2 separate regions of the Homo sapiens genome follow, and region 2 is linked to region 1. Evidence: chromatin loops called from intact Hi-C (ENCODE). Cell type or tissue: ascending aorta. All regions are shown on one strand. Links, peaks and the distances in the headings refer to the core of each region. The heading gives the core; the rest is flanking DNA.

Evidence for each region. A loop is a pair of places that touch in the nucleus more often than their neighbours do. Peaks named below come from ENCODE experiments on the same cell type or tissue, not always from the same donor. Only the 100,000 strongest peaks of a DNase experiment are listed, where the experiment ranks them.
Region 2: a loop joins it to region 1, with 2.5 times the contacts of the local background. A loop is called at or near these places in 1 of 110 quality-filtered maps.

Annotation. Positions count from the first base shown.
Region 1 is chr5:139,024,232-139,032,170 of GRCh38, reverse strand. SIL1 (SIL1 nucleotide exchange factor) reads left to right here. Exons shown (of 10, transcript NM_022464.5): 6 at 5,179-5,370. Among named protein-coding and RNA genes, the nearest start is that of LRRTM2, 150 kb to the right of the region's middle. In ascending aorta, for the core only: no CTCF peak of the experiment used is centred there; a DNase peak (open chromatin) is centred at 4,180; H3K27ac peaks cover 3,908 bases.
Region 2 is chr5:139,101,314-139,109,252 of GRCh38, reverse strand. All of the region lies in intron 3 of SIL1 (SIL1 nucleotide exchange factor), which reads left to right. Among named protein-coding and RNA genes, the nearest start is that of SIL1, 93 kb to the left of the region's middle. In ascending aorta, for the core only: no CTCF peak of the experiment used is centred there; a DNase peak (open chromatin) is centred at 4,202; H3K4me3 peaks cover 842 bases; H3K27ac peaks cover 3,618 bases.

The DNA of each region.
Region 1 (7,939 bases), core at 1,750-5,749:
CTTTGCCACTGAGGTCAGAAACAAGCCAAGGATGTTCACTCTTACCACTCATTCAACACAGTCATAGCCAATGCAGTAAGGCAAGGCAAGGAAAAAATAAAACTATCTCATTTTCCAGATGACACAGTTGTCCATGTATAACTCCCAAAGAGCCTCCAAAAAAAAGTCTTCTAGAATTAATAAGTGAGTTCAGCAATGTCACAAGATATACAGACAATGCAAATCAATTGTATTTCTATATACTAACAAAGAATATTTGGAAATTGAAATTAAAAACATATGTACCATTTACAGTTGCTCCCCTAAAAATGAAATATTTAGGAATAAATCTAACAAGACAGATATAAGATCTATATGCTCAAAAGTATAAAAGTTGGGTGAAAGATGATGATGGAGTTAAATCAAAGAAGACTTAATTAAATGGAGTGACACACTGTGTCCATGGATTGAAACATTCAACATAGTAAAAATGTTAACTCTCTCTGAATGTATAAGTTTAGTGCAATTCCTATCAAAATTTCAGCAGGATTTTTTTGTAGATGAGCTTATTCTAAAGTTTGTATGGAAAGTTGAAGGAACTAGAATAGCTAGAATTTTAAAAAGAAGAATAAGTGGAAGAAAACACACCACCTGATTTTAAGGCTTACTCTGTAGCTATAGTAATCAAGACAATGTGGTATTGGTGGAGAGAAAGAATCATAGATCAATGGAACAGAGTAGAGAACCTAGAAATAGACCCACACTAATACAACTGACTGATTTTTGACAGGTGCAAAAGTAGTTCAATGGAAGACAAATAGTCTTTTCAGCAAATAGTGGGCATCCATAAGCAAAAAATGAGCTGTCACTTAAACCTCATACCTTAAAAAAAATTAATTCAAAATAGATCATAGATTTAAATGTAAAATGTGAAACTAAAAAGAAAAAAAAAATCTTCTAGAATGAAACATAGAACATCTTTGGGAACTAGGACCAGGTAAAGAGTTCTTATGACATGGCACCAAATGTAAGATTTATAAAAGAAAAAAATTGATAAATTGGACTTCACCAAAATTAAAAAGTTTTGTTTTGTCAAATACCCTGTTAAGATGATCAGAAGATAAACTACTGGAAGGAAATATTTGCATATCATATACCAGCAGTCCTCATTTTATGTTATGTGGAATTGTGAAAATGTGCACACTGAAACTATGCAAAACAATCTTAACATAATCAAGGGAAAAATTATGATTGTTCCATGATCCTTGAAATGTTTTGCCAGACATTAAAGCAACTACATTGCTATTGGTTATAAGTATATATAGAAATGAAAAAGCAATAGTAATATTTATTTAGCACACTGTAATTTAAAACATTAGAAACATTTAGAATTATGCCGGGCACAATGGCTCACACCTGCAATCCTAGCACTTTGGGAGGATCGCTTGATTCTAGGAGTTTGAGACTAGCCTGGGCAACATAGCCCGGAAATGGTCTATGTTTTCTACAAAAAATAGTTTTTTTCTACCCCCCAAAAAAAAGAATTCTTTTTTTTTTCTTTCTTGCTTTTTTTTTTTTGACAGGGTCTCTGTCACCCAGGCTGGAGTGCAGTGGCAGGATTACAGCTCAAGTGATCCTCCCACCTCAGCCTCCCGGGTAGCTGGGACTACAGGTGTGTGCCACCATGCCACACCAAAAAATACATTTTTTTTTTTGAGACAGAGTCTTGCTCTGTCGCCCACACGGGAGTACAGTGGTATGATCTTGGCTCACTGCAGCCTCCACCTCCCAGGTTCAAGTGATTCTCCTGCCCCAGCCTCCCAAGTTACAGGCATGTGTCACCATGCCTGGTCATTTTTGTATTTTTAGCAGAGAAGGGGTTTCATCTTCTCTCTAATTTCACCTTCTCTAGTTGGCCAGGCTGGTTTTGAACTCCTGGCCTCAGGTGATCCACCTGCCTTGACCTTCCAAAGTGCTGAGATTACAGGCGTGAGCCACTGCGCCTGGCCAAAAAATTCAAATAATTTTTGTGTTTTTTGTAGACACAGGGTTTTGCCATGTTGCCTAGGCTGTTCTCGAACTCCTGGCTCAAGCGATCCACCCACCTCAGCTTCCCAAAGTGCTGAGATTATAATCTAATTATAACCTAATCTCGTTAGAAAGAAGTATGATAATTAGCCAAGAGAGAAAAGATGCTTGCTCTGTGTCACAATTTTTTTGGAGTCAGAGTCTCACTCTATTGCTCAGGTTGAAGTGGTACGATCACAGCTCACTGCAGTCTCACCCTCCTGGACTCAAGTGATCCTCCCACCTCAGCCTGAGTAGTTAGGACTATGGGCACACATCACCATGCCTGGCTAAAATTTTTAGTTTTTACAGAAAACTAAAAACTTGGCTGGGTATGGTGGCCCACATCTGTAATCTCAGCACTTTGGGAGGCTGAGGTGGGTGGATCGCTTGAGCCAGGAGTTCAAGACCAGCCTGGGCAACATGGCGAAACCCCATGTCTACAAAAAACTAAAAATTTTAGCCAGGCGTGGTGACTTGTGCCTGTAGTCCTAACTACTCACGCTGGGGTGGAAGGATCACTTGAGTCCAGGAGGGTGAGACTGCAGCGAGCTGTGATTGTACCACTGCACTTCAACGTGAGCAATAGAGCGAGACCCTGACTCCAAAAAAATTATGACATAGAGCAAGCATCTTTTCTCTCTTGGCTAATTATCATACATCTTTCTAAGTATGGATGAGCCTCCAACATTTCACCCTTCGTACTTTCAATGTTGTGAAATTTCTCAGAGAGTTCCTGTAATGTGAAGTTTTTTGCCAGTGTCATTTCATCCTTTTTATCACTTTCCTAATTTGTGTCTGTAAGTTTGCCTTTGCTGAGTCCCTCTGTCTGCACATCTAGAGCTCATCAACAGTGGCAGTGTTAACATTCCCACAGTCAGCCATTTCTTCTATAACTCCATGTACATTCAATTCAAATTTCATTGCCAAAGTTACCACCTTTCATTTATTTGCTGCGCTTTCATCTTTGCTGGCCAGTTCTCTGTTTAAAAAAATAGAATTTAAAAAATATAAATACAGAGAGTCTCACTATATTGCCCAGACTGGTCTGGAACTCCTGAGCTCAAGTTGTCCACCTGCCTTGGCCTCCCAAACTTCTAGGATTACAGGCATGAACCACTGTGTATATAACATTTTTTAAATGCCAGAATTATAAACATGGAGAATAAATTAGTGACAACCAGGGCACAGGGATGTAAGAGAGTAGCATGGGAGGATAAAGTATAACTGTAAAGGAGTAGTACATAGTAGATTATGTGATCATGGTGGGACAGTTCTCTAGCATGATTGTTCTGGTAGTTACACAAGTCTACATCTCAGGTAAAATTACATAGAATGATACACATACACACATACATGTAAGTGAGTATATGTAAAAACTGGTGAAATCCAAACAAGGTGTTTAGTCTAGTTAACAGTATGGTACCTGTGTCCTTTTCTTGATTTTGACATTGTATCCTTATGTAATATCCTTATGTAAAATGTTAACATTGAGGGAAGCTGGATGAAGGGTACATGACACTCTCTGTACTATTTTTTGTTATTTCTTGGGAATTTATAATTATTTCAAAGTAAAAGTTTTGTTTTGTTTTGTTTTGTTTTGTTTTGTTTTGTTTTGTTTTGTTTTGTGATGGAGTCTCGCTCTGTCGCTTAGGCTGGAGTGCAGTGGCACGATCTCCGCTCACTGCAACCTCTGCCTTCTGGGTTCAAGCGATTCTCCTGCCTCAGCCTCCCGAGTAGCTGGGACTACAGGTGTGAGCCACCATGCCCGGCTAATTTTTGTATTTTTAGTAGAGATGGGGTTTCACCATATTGGTCAGGCTGGTCTTGAACTCCTGACCTCGTGATCTGCCTGCCTCGGCCTACCAAAGTGCTGGGATTACAGGTGTGAGCCACTGTGCCCGGCCAAAACCTTTTTTTTTTTTTGAGGCCTTCTTGAGAGCCAGGCACACATCGTTTTTGTGAGACAGATGTCACTAGTTTCTTATTGTGCTCACTTGCCTATCATCTCACAGTTCTAGAAAGTGACTCAGCCTTCCCAGACCTCTTTGCTTGGCTTTGGCAGCCATCCAGAGACCTCTAGCTGGGTGCAGGGAGAGTATCTCATATTATTTTAGCCCAGAGAATCAGGATGTGGCGCCCCATGGATGTGATTGCTCCGCTAGGAGCTTGGTCTTTTTTAAGAGAGGCTGATTCATTTCTTTGGTTGGTGTTTCTATGGAGTGCTTGTAACTGGGGAGAAAAACCCATAGGTAATAGATGAGCAATTTGGAGCTGACAGCTGTTCATCATCCGGCTTTTTATAAATATCTGTGCCTTTTAGTTTTTCTTGGAAGACAGATACATAAGCCACTGTGACTTTTCAGACTCTCTTTATAGGCACTATCTTCTCAAATTGGGAAGAAAACAGTGTCACATGTATAAAATATTTAATTAAAGTCTTTTATTCACCTCTAATGTAACTTCATTTTTAAAGTTTTTATATGTGAGTGGAGTGGGGAAGGATTCAGAGAAAATTGTTCGAGATTTGAGTATAGTACATATAGTAATTTAGCCATTTCAAACAGTTGAACAAATTGTACACCTGTGGTTAGATTGACAGTAATGACAGTGATTTAATTTTCATCAGCAAATTGCTCCTGCTGTGACAGCTCTTACCCATAGTTTTCTATGTCCAAGTTTCCCTAAAATGTTGTTGGATTGGGTAGGGCAAGGCCAAGATAGTCTATGATTGTGAGAAGTGGAGAAGTAGGGTGTGGGTTATTCTACCTTAGGTCTCAGCTGTTTCATATGTGGTTTGAGGTTGAAGATGAACTTGCATTACTTCCCCTTAACTCAGTGGTTGTGACAAAAAGCCTTTCTATTCTTCCTGAATATTGGAAATCGGACTTGAATAAGCGAATCTTGGAACATCTTGAGTGTGTTTTTAGAGCTGAGGCCTATATAGGCAGACTTTGAGGGCTGTCTTCTCTGGGCATCTTAGAAAGTATTAGTATTTTTGATAGCATAGATGAGAGAAGACTGTGAGTCTTGGAGCAGCAGTTTTTTGAGGATGGGCATCCATGGTAGACCACAGACATCTTGGGCAGATGTCTCCAACCAATTTAATCACCTCTTTGCTGCTCTCCTTAGGCAAGGCAGGCTGAGGTAAAGCGGCTCTTCCGCCCCATTGAGGAACTGAAGAAAGACTTTGATGAGCTGAATGTTGTCATTGAGACTGACATGCAGATCATGGTACGGCTGATCAACAAGTTCAATAGTTCCAGCTCCAGTTTGGAAGAGAAGATTGCTGCGCTCTTTGATCTTGAATATTATGTCCATCAGGTACTGTATTTCTTCGTCCATAAGTCAGACTTTTAACAGCTCCAAAAATAAATCCCCCTTCCCTAAGCCCTAAGAAAATAGCATCAACATCTTTACTTCTCTCCCAGAGCACAGACTATTTTTAATCTAGTCTTGTTATCTTTTGTAGTAAGATACAGTCTTAGAGGCCAGAGCCAACTTCTTTTTCTTTTTTTGTCTGAGTCAGAGTCTCACTCGGTCACCCAGCCTGGAGTGCAGTGGCGCGATCTCGGCTCACTGCAACCTCCACCTCCTGGGTTCAAGCTATTCTCCTGCCTCAGCCTTCCGAGCAACAGGGATTACAGGTGTGCACCACCACGCCCAGCTAATTTTTTGTATTTTTGATAGAGATAGGGTTTCACTATGTTGGCCAGGCTGGTCTTGAACTCCTAACCTCAAGTGATCCACCCACCTTGTCCTCCCAAAGTGCTGGGATTACAGGCTTGAGCCACCATGCCTGGCCAGCCAACCTCTTTTTCATGTGGAGTGGTACCTTCTTTAGTACCTCTGAGGGTACCACAGAGATAAAATAGACATAGTCCTAGTTATGCAGCTTATAGCCTGGAAGAGGAAGTAATTGAATAATGAACAATTGAACAAATTAATTAAATAATGAGATAATTTAAGATTGTAATGAGGGCTCCAGAGGGTGATGTAAGAATATGTAACTGGAGAACTTAGAGCCTAGTCATGGACAATAAGGGAGGCTTCTCAGAGGATGTGACATTTAGGCCAAGCGTTATAGGATGATTGGGGTTGGCTGGGTGAAGAGGGGGGACTAGAGCAGGGGATGGCAAACTACTGCCCATAGGTCAAATCTGGCCCAACACCTCCTTTCCTAAATAAAATTTTATTGGGGCACAGCAACCCCTATTTGTTCATGCATTGTTTATTGCTGTTTTTATGCCACAATGGCAGAATTGAGTAGTTGTGACAGAGACCATATGGCTCACAAAGTCAAAAATATTTACTACCAGGCCCTTTAGAAAAAGTTTGCCAATCCTTAGATTAGAGCATTCCAGCTAGAGGAAACAACATGTGCAGAGATTCTAGGGCAGGGACAAGCTTGGGGAGATTGAGGGCCTGGAAAAGATTGGAGTGACTGGAGCACAGCGGCCTGGAGGGGAGCATAGATGAAGTGGGAAGGTTCGGGGGCTGGAGAGGTGAGGTTGGAGATATCATGCTCTTTATGATTTTAGCCTTGATCCTAAGAACCACTAGAGAGTTTGAAGCAGGGAAGTAACTGATCAGACTTATAATAACTAATATTTGTTGAGTGTTGTCATATACCAGGCACTGCTTCAAGTGCTCTGTATGCATTAATTCATTGACTTCCGTGGCTGCCCTATGAGTAGGTACCACTATTAATCCCATTTTATAACCGAGGAAAATGAGGCACAGAGAGATTATGTAATTGCTCAAGATCATCCAGCCTAGTGAGTGGTAGAGCTGGAATTTGCAGCAAGGTCTGTCTGACCCTAAACTCTGTGCTCTAAAACTTTTGGCCACTCTGTTTCTCAAAGGCAACTGGTACCTTTTGAATTAAGCTCAAAAGGTGGAGCTAACAAGGAGCCAATAAAAGCCATTGATTTATTCAATAAATAAATCAAGTGTCTACTAACTCCCAGGCACTGTTCCAGGCACTTGAGATACGTCTATGAACAAAATTAGGGCTTAACCTTCTAGCAGAAGCAGATAGACAAGCATAAGAAAGAAGTAATTATATGTAATATGTTTGTAGGTAATAAATACTGTAGAAAAATAGAAACTATGGCGAGATAGGAACTGGCAGCATTGAGAAGGGGCATCTCTGGCTGGAGGAAGAGCAAGTGTGGAAGCCCGGTGGTGGGAACATGCCTAGTGTGTTTGAATCAGCTGGAGCTGAGAGCAGGCAGAGAAGAAGTACATACAGCTCAGAGAGATAATGGGAGGAAGAATATAGAGGGCCTGTAGGCCATGGAAAAGAGTGAACTTGCATATTATTGAAGGATATTGAGCAGAAGAATGATGTGATCTGACTTACTTTTAAAAGGATTCCTCCAGCTACTGTGTTGAGAATTAGACTGCAGGTGGGGGGCTTGGTAGAAGCAGAGACCAGATAGGAGGCTATTGCAGTAATCCAGACTAGGGGCAACAGTGGCCCAGGAGGCTGTGTAATCATAATCAAAGGCTTGTTTGAGATCCTTGTCAAGACACAGATCCTCAATGTCCTCCCATGCACCATGCACGACAGTGCCCTTGTTCTCTGTAAACTGGGCTAAAAGACATGCTTTCTTCCTTTAGGATTTTGCCAGCATCTGTGGTGAAAGAGGATGAGTATGCACTGTATCCATAGGAATTATGGGGCAGCCTCTTCATCTTCTTTCTCTGCTCATAACTCTTTCTCAGGCCTCAAATAGCAGGACTCTGATCCTCTTAGAGAAAAAAAATGAACCTCGGTTCTCTTTCCCCTTTCCAGTCTTACTCTCCAGGGTAAAAACCAAGAACTCCAACAGCTTTTCCATTAGAGATATTTAAAGGATTAAGGATATAAGGGGTTATTTGCCAACTC
Region 2 (7,939 bases), core at 2,436-6,435, 76 kb before region 1:
ATTGTTCCCTAAAGATGGTTAGCATTTTAGCTTCCAGTATTTGATCAAAGTATCTAGCTGAGGATACTTTGGAGTTAGGTATAGAACAGTAGATTTCAAAGGAGAGGGCTCTTTTACAAAGCTGGCAGTAATGGAGGCACCCAGATAAAGTGTTTCATTTACAGGAGTCCATCTTAGTTTTGAAGTTAAGGGATGTACTTTGTGGGGTGAAGAGCAGAAGAAAAGTTCTAAGGAAGGCTGAGCATTTTTCACCTATTTGCTGGCTTCATCTGACACTGCTGATGCATATCAATGAAAGTCTTGGTTCTAAAGTGGCCGTTTGAACACAATACTCTTTTTTTTTTTTCTTTTCCTTGTTTTCATGCTCTCAGTTCTTTTCCCTTTTCCCCTCCTTCACATCCTGCCCTCCCTGCCACCTTACCTTCCTAGCTGCCTCTACCTGCAGCTGACTGGCAGGTGGCAGGGATGAATAGATGGAGAGGTCTGTAGCTGGGGGAATATTTTCTCAATTCTGCTAGCATCAAAGAAATGATTTCCCAGCCTATTCTTCCAGCCACGTATTTCGCTGATCAGTCAGAACTAGAGGAAAAACACATTAGCGTTGCCAGAGAGGGGATTTGGGAAAAATCAAGTCTGTGGAACTGAGTGATCTAAAGTCATAAGCATTAAAAACAAATCCTGGAGTGCAGCTGGAATTCTTCCCAGCCTGCCTCCCACAGCCCTGTCCCTTGACACACACACCATGTGCCACATGAATAGTTTGTACCTCAACTTTCCCAAAGATCCTAATACTAACGACAAGGTGTCCGTTTGTGTTGCCCATCATTGGATATTTCTGGGCATAACATGGGAAAAAAAGCAATCCCAGGAGCTTTTTCCCCTTTTTGTGACCTCCGTGTTTCCATAGGCTTGAAAAGGCTTCGGAATAGAACTCTCTTGAATTGAGCACACCTACATGCTCATCTATTTTTCCCTCCATCTGGCACCAGTCCAGAGTGAGGTCTCAGGAGAACAATGGCCTTTTCTTTACCCTTAATCCAGGAAGGTGCTTCTTGTCAAGAGAAAAAAAATCTTCTGGTTCTATGGGCAGAAATTCAAGTGGAGTATTTCGTCGTCTTTGGAAGAAAGATAAAGCCTATAATGCCCTTTCTTCAATGAGACACATTCTTCGGAGAGGGAATGGCCAAGAGCTGAGCCCAGATTGTATTTTGGCATTTGATTGTTGCTGCCGTGCCTTGAATATAGCATGTAGTATAGTGTTTTAGAGTCAGTCTACCTGGGTTCACACCTCTGCTCTGTCTTTTATAGCTAGTAGCTGGGCAAGTTACTTAATTACAGTAAAGATTAATGAACTATCCCTCTCTGTAAAATAGGGGTAGTAATAATGCCTACTTCAGAGGGTTATTTTAAATAGTAAATAAGGTAAACATGAAATGTTTACTGTGATGCCAGGTGCATAGTAATAGCTCAGTAAATGTTAGCTGTTGTTTTTTCTGTTGTATTAAAAATCAGTGGACATCAGATGAACCCAAATTGAGGTACAGTCTGCAGAATAACTACCAGCACTTTTCAAGTATGTCCAGGTGATGAAAGACAAAGACTGAGGAACTGTCACAGATTGGAGGAGACAAAGGAGACCTGACGACCAAATACAGTGTGATATCCTGGATTAGACTGTGCAAGAGAGAAAAACATTAGTGGAAAAACTGGTGAAATCCAAGTAGAGTCTATAGTTTAGTTACTACTGTTGTATAATTTCTTAGTTTTGATAATTGTCCTATAGTTTTGTAAGACGTTAATAGCAGGAAAATCTGGATGAAGAGTATATGGGAAACTCTGTATTTTTTTTTCTTTTTTTTGCAACTTTTCTGTAAGTCTAAAATTGTTTCAAAATAAAAAGCTAAAATAGAATAATGTCTAAGTGATCTTTTTAAGTAAAGGAGAAACTCACCAGGGTATAGCTGTGCCCCCAGCATAACAGGTAACACCTGAGTCAGTCTTGCCTCCCATGTCAGAAGGAGGGCTCTTACTCAGGGATCCCAACACCTGCCTCTTAAGCACCTGCACACCTGCTGCATCCTCAGGCAAGGTCTGTTCTAGGCAGATAATTGGTCAGATAGCAATGCAGACACACACCCCAGATCAGATCCTGCAGCGGGGCCATACAGCAACTGGGGAGGAGGCCACTCATGTGGCATTAGGACTCTCTGCAGGGCTGAGTGATCAGGGCACTTGTCTCTGTTCTTTGGAATATAAATGAAATTCTGCCTGTTTTATCCTACCTAAGCACCAATCACTATGGCAGTATGTTTGTGGATTGTGATGCCTACCCCTACGCTCATTGTTTGATCATCCAGAGAAAGAAAAATAATTTCAAGCCTTTGCAGTAATTTATTATTTTCTTTCCTGCCAAGTGGCTTGCTTTTGCACAAAGCAGGTATTTTGCTTGCTTTTCTTAAGTGTAAAAGGTACATGTGCTTTTCTTATGACTGATGTGGCCATCCCTGTCATGCTAATAGCAGGGTTTGTAGAAGAAAGCCATTATCATCATTGGAAGAATGTGAGTCTTGGAGTTTTTATTTTTGCTTTGAAGTCAGGTATCGGGGGTTCTGGAAAGTATAGAGTCTTTCATTCTAGCACACAACTCCCTTACAAGCATTTACCCTCAGAAGCCCATATTTTCTAAGTTAAAAAAAATCAATGCTAAAAAACATTCTTTGTATTTTAACTCAATGGCTAAGCTATGCTGCTTTTTGCTGTTGATTTACACATCTTATTGTCAGACCCTTGGGATGTATGTGGATTACTCAATGCTGTGACAAATGGCTAGGCTCCGAATTGTGTATTATATTACAGGATAGTTCATAAACCATATTTTTCTGTAGGTTATTTTAGGCATAAGACTAGTGAACTGCCATTTCTCTTTTAGTCACACGTGACTTTAAAAAGGTGGAGGATGCCAGTGGGAAGGAGAAGTGGCTGGCTCAAGATTGAATAGCCAGTGGCCCCAAAACCTTGTGAATGCAGAGGCTTGAAGTGGACAGACCTTGAGTATGGATTGGGAGGATTGAGAGAGCAGAGAGAATCTGCTGGAAATCAAGCCTTTTGCTATACCTTTGCTCAGGCTAGAGCACTAGCAGAAAAATAACTGGCTTCTCCTCTCCTGGGGCTTCTGAGTCCTGAGAATCCTGCACCATGAGTGGGCCTTCCCCACTCCTGCGTCCCCCTCCCCTACACAGCCACTTATGCTGATGGATGTGCAAATCCTTTACAGACAGTTTGGCACGGCTTCGCTTGCAGAGATCATCTGTCTCTTTTGACTGAGCAACTTTATGTTTGCGGCTCCTTTTCCCTGCACAGAGAGAAATTGCCTTGTGCCGGCTTCTGCCTTCTGATGGAAATGTTTACCTTCCCTAGGGAAAGCCACTATTCTTTGGGGGTAATGTTTGCTGGTGCTCTCCACCCCTTTTGGGAACATAAGCCTGTGCTCAAGGGTGGACTGGAGGAGGCGGCCGTTGGAGCGTGCACGATTGCTACCGGGGCAGCCATCTGCCAGTGTCGCGGCTCACAGCCTGCCTCTGAGCAGGCCGCCGGGAGGGAATGTCTGCACTCCCGGGCCTGCATGCATTATGCACAGCCCATTCCCTAAATGAGCTTTCTAAGGGTATATAACTCCTTTCTACTCTGTTCTTGTATGGCCTGCCTCAGGACACCTTTCAGAATCTCCCCTAATTATGCTTCTAGTGCCAAGCATTTAGAATTTCTGGTAACAGCTGAATTTTTTTTTTGATAGATTTCTGCAATTGCAGTGAGGGATTGATTTATAGTTATGGGAGGATTTGCTTCTTCCAGGGAAATTATCAACACTGCGATGATACAGTTTCATGTCAGTGGTATTTTGACTATCCAAAGCCACAGTCCAGCCTCCTTGGCCTGCCTAGCTTCTTCTGGAATGGACCCCTTGTAATTTGAGGAGGCTGTTCTGGCATTAGAATGAAATCTGGGCTTCCAGTTGCCGACCACCACCTTCCCCACATATCGCCCCCCTCTTCCCCACCTTCTCTTCCTGAGATGGAGGAGTTTTTTCACATGCTGCTTAGAAAAAGGAGATTCATAACATGACTCAATCCTCACCCACGGATCTAGGATTCCTGCCATCCAGTAAATTTTGGCAGGCAGGCTGTGTGTACGGAGAGCGAGTCCTGCCGCCCTATCCCTGCCCTGCTCCCCTCATTGCGTGTGCTTCTTGGGTGGAGTCTGGGTTGCCTAGCCTCTCATTTCTTCCGCTTTTCCTCTAAGCAGCCCTTCCTTCTTCTCTAGGATTGGCCTTCAGTATCTGTCAGGAAAAGAGGACAGTCTCTCACGTTCCTGGGACTTCACAGAGAGACCCTTAGGAAGAGTTCAAGTCCTGAGGTGTTTGGGTACTTGCCATGTGCCTACTGCTGCATTAAATACAGTGAGGTCATAGCAGAGTGCCTGGGCCTTAAGTCTTAATCCTTAACCACAGCCTACCTGGGAATCAATTCAAACAAAAAGATTGGCAGTCTTACTAACCCACTCAAGGATCTGGATATACAGGTGTCCTTGTGTCTGTCATTATGTTGATATGTCAGGGTCGTTGAGGCCTCCAGGCTAGTGCTGGTGATGCTGTGATACTGTTGAAAGTGAGTTACTGGTAACGTTGGGTTTTCCTTTGCCCTCTGCTAGGGGAGAGGAGAGGAAAAGGGGCATTAGGTTCTAGAAAATCCTTGTCTGTGAAGACTTTGGTTAAACTTTGTCTTCCTTTTACCCATCTCTGGACAAGACAAAAGGACCCTGAATAACAGAGTAGGGAGCAGAGTGGGACTTTGGGGAATCAGAGGCAGTGAGAGACCAGCAGGAACAGAGAGAGGACTTCTGGCCTACCAGCCTGTTAGAACAAGAGAAAGGAGTCCCTTCTTCAGCCTGGCTAGCCAGGGACACCCATGCTCGACCCATTGTTGGCGTGGTCTAGGAGGAGCCAGGAGGCCCCTGCCCAGTCTGTTACCTACAATTATTGTTGCTACCTCTGAGCCACGTGCTGCCGTCTTTAAAGGCTCACAGCTACAGCAGAGTGAAAGGTCCTGAGCTGCTTGGCTCCTGCAGCATGGAGGCTGACACACAGGGAGAGACTTAGGACAAATCTGGACCAGACCAGGTGTGGCTTCTTTTTAACCTAGCCAATAGGAAGCACTTGTTGTAGGAACCCTCACCCCAGTCTGTGTAGATGTGTCTAGAGCTGAGCCTCTTTCTTCCAGTTTGGCCTTTGTGGGCTCTCCTTCCCATTTCTGGCCTCAACAAACTGACCTGCCAGCAGGTTCTGGAGCCTTCCCAGGCCTGCAGCAAATAGGGCTTGGCAATGACAAGATCTGTGGTAGGGCAGCATTTATTGGATGTCCTTTGAAATTAACTTTCCCATGGTCCATAAGTGCCTCCTGGGAGTTTCTTCAGGGTCCTGGCTTCCCTTGAACTTCATGCTTATGCTGACTCCCACACACATGTCTGTGTTTTTCATTTTAAAGATGATTGGTAATGAATTGGGGGAGGGGAGTGAGAATTTGCTTTCCTCTGCACCAGAAGTGCAGTGCTGCTAATTTCATTCTCCACACTTTGTCTCTGAGATGAGCAGGGTCCACTGTGCCCATGTTTAGTACTGCTGTGTTGCTGGACTCTCCTGGCAAAAATTAGGCTAATGTCTCCAACAACTGCATTAGCCACTGAAATGAGGTTCTAAATTGAAGGTACTACACCAAGTCTCTCTCCAAGGTATCGCCTTGTTCTGGCTTTTATTATTCAAATTCATTCTCTCTGATTCTCCACAGACTGACTGGCACGCTGGTTCAGTGCAGCACATTGTACTAGCCGAAAGGCAAGATCACCTTTTAAAAAGAGGGAGGAAGGAAAGGGGCAGGGGGAAAGGCAAAAGAGGAATACTTGCTGTGGTGCAAAGAATCAGAACTCTTATTCTAAGAGCTGCTTGACAGGCCTGTGCAATGCTCAGAGATAGGAGAGAAAGGGATCAGACCTAGAATAGGGTGGAGCGGTACCTTGGGTGGGGATGTCATTGCGGTAGTGGTATCTATGCCTTGTAAGTTCACTACATCTTCTTCCTTCCCTTTCTTGTTTACTGAGCGCCTAATGCCTCACAGGGTGCTGAGAATTTTGAGGTGGGAGACCAAAGATCAAAAGGACAGGATCTTTCCCTTAAGAAGCTCTTGATAGGCTGGGCATGGTGGCTCACACCTGTAATCCCAGCACTTTGGGAGGCTGAGGCAGGTGGATCACCTGAGGTTGGGAGTTTGAGACCAGCCTGACCAACATGGAGAAACCCCATCTCTACTAAAAATACAAAATTAGCCAGGCGTGGTGGTGCATGCCTGTAATCCCAGCTACTCAGGAGGCTGAGGCAGGAGAACTGCTTGAACCTGGGAGGCGGAGGTTGCGGTGAGCTGAGATTGCACCATTGCACTCCAGCCTGGGCAACAAGAGCAAAAACTCCGTCTCAAAAAACAAAAAAAAAAAAAAAGAAAAAAGCAGCCCTTGATCTTAGTTTCATCTGTTTTCTGTCTTGGGTGCTATGGGAGGGGAAGGAATGGGAGGAGGGGGCTGGACCTTAGGATTCTTGCATATTATATTGGAAGTAGGATACTTTCAGCAGTCAGATGCCTAGAGAGTTGAGAATTTGGCTCTTATATGTTTGTTTTTAAAATGACTTTCTCTCTCTCTCTCTCTCTTTTTTTTTTTTTTTTTGCCTGCTGACAAAGTAATATGTTTTCAAAGCAGAATACTTGGAAAACATAGAAAAACACAAAGGGAGACAACAACAACAACAACAAAATCACCCAAATCCCACTGTGCAGATGTAAAATTAACATTATGGCTTGTGTTCTTCCAGTTGTTTGCACAAAAGTGCAGTCATACTGTACAGACTATTTTGAGACAGATACTTTCCCTTTAGAAATGGAGACTGAAAGTTAGAGCCTCCAGCATATAGGTATAAAGTGAGCCTTAGGCATAAAGTGAACATTTTCCAGGTGCTGTTCTTTAATATATTCAAGTGTATGAATATACCAAATTATACTTAATTCTTACGGTTGGGCATTTAGATGGTTTCCAGTTTTTCACTGTTGTAAATAATTCATTAGTGAATATACTTGTATTTATTTTGATGTATTCTCTGTGTTCTTAGGATTCACACCCAAGTGCGTGTCTTTTCTGATTCTTTTCACCCAGCATTTCAGCGAGGGCAAACTCTTTTCCAGGCGTTTTAGATAATACCATGATTTTGAGTATCTCTCTGCACTAACATCAGATGCCCTGGAATTTCTTCTCTATGTGGTCCCTGGATTCTTCTTCTTTGTCCAGGAAATAGCTGGGTTCAGGTGAGATGGGTAGCAAGAACAGAATACACATTCTCATTGTTTTGTGCCAAGATCGTAAGGTCCCCAGAGACCTCACATTGTCATCATCCCCTTTGATAGCAAGCAGTTATTGAATGCCTACCTACCTGTGTCTAACCCAGAATCAAATGGAGGAGATACAAAACAGGTCTCTACTCTCAGGGAGCATGGTGACTGATTGAATAACAGAATTAACATGAAAGAATTCACACACAATTTATTGAGCACTTGCTATGTGGTAGGTATTTGTTCTAGGCTATTTTGGGGGGAAGAGAAAAGGTAGATGTGCTTTTCTTCTTAAAGGAAGCTACAGCATTTATACACAGTTTATATACAGTTAGCCACACAGGTCAATAACTGATAAATATCTGATTGTACAGACATTAAGTTCAACGTTGGTAGTCATTGAAGTGTTAGGGTTGCTTTGGTGGAGAAGCTCATTCACTATGAGAGTAATTAGGTAAATTTCAGAGAAAAGATAGGAGATTAATTGGGGCTTGGAAAAGCTGGTATTTGATGAG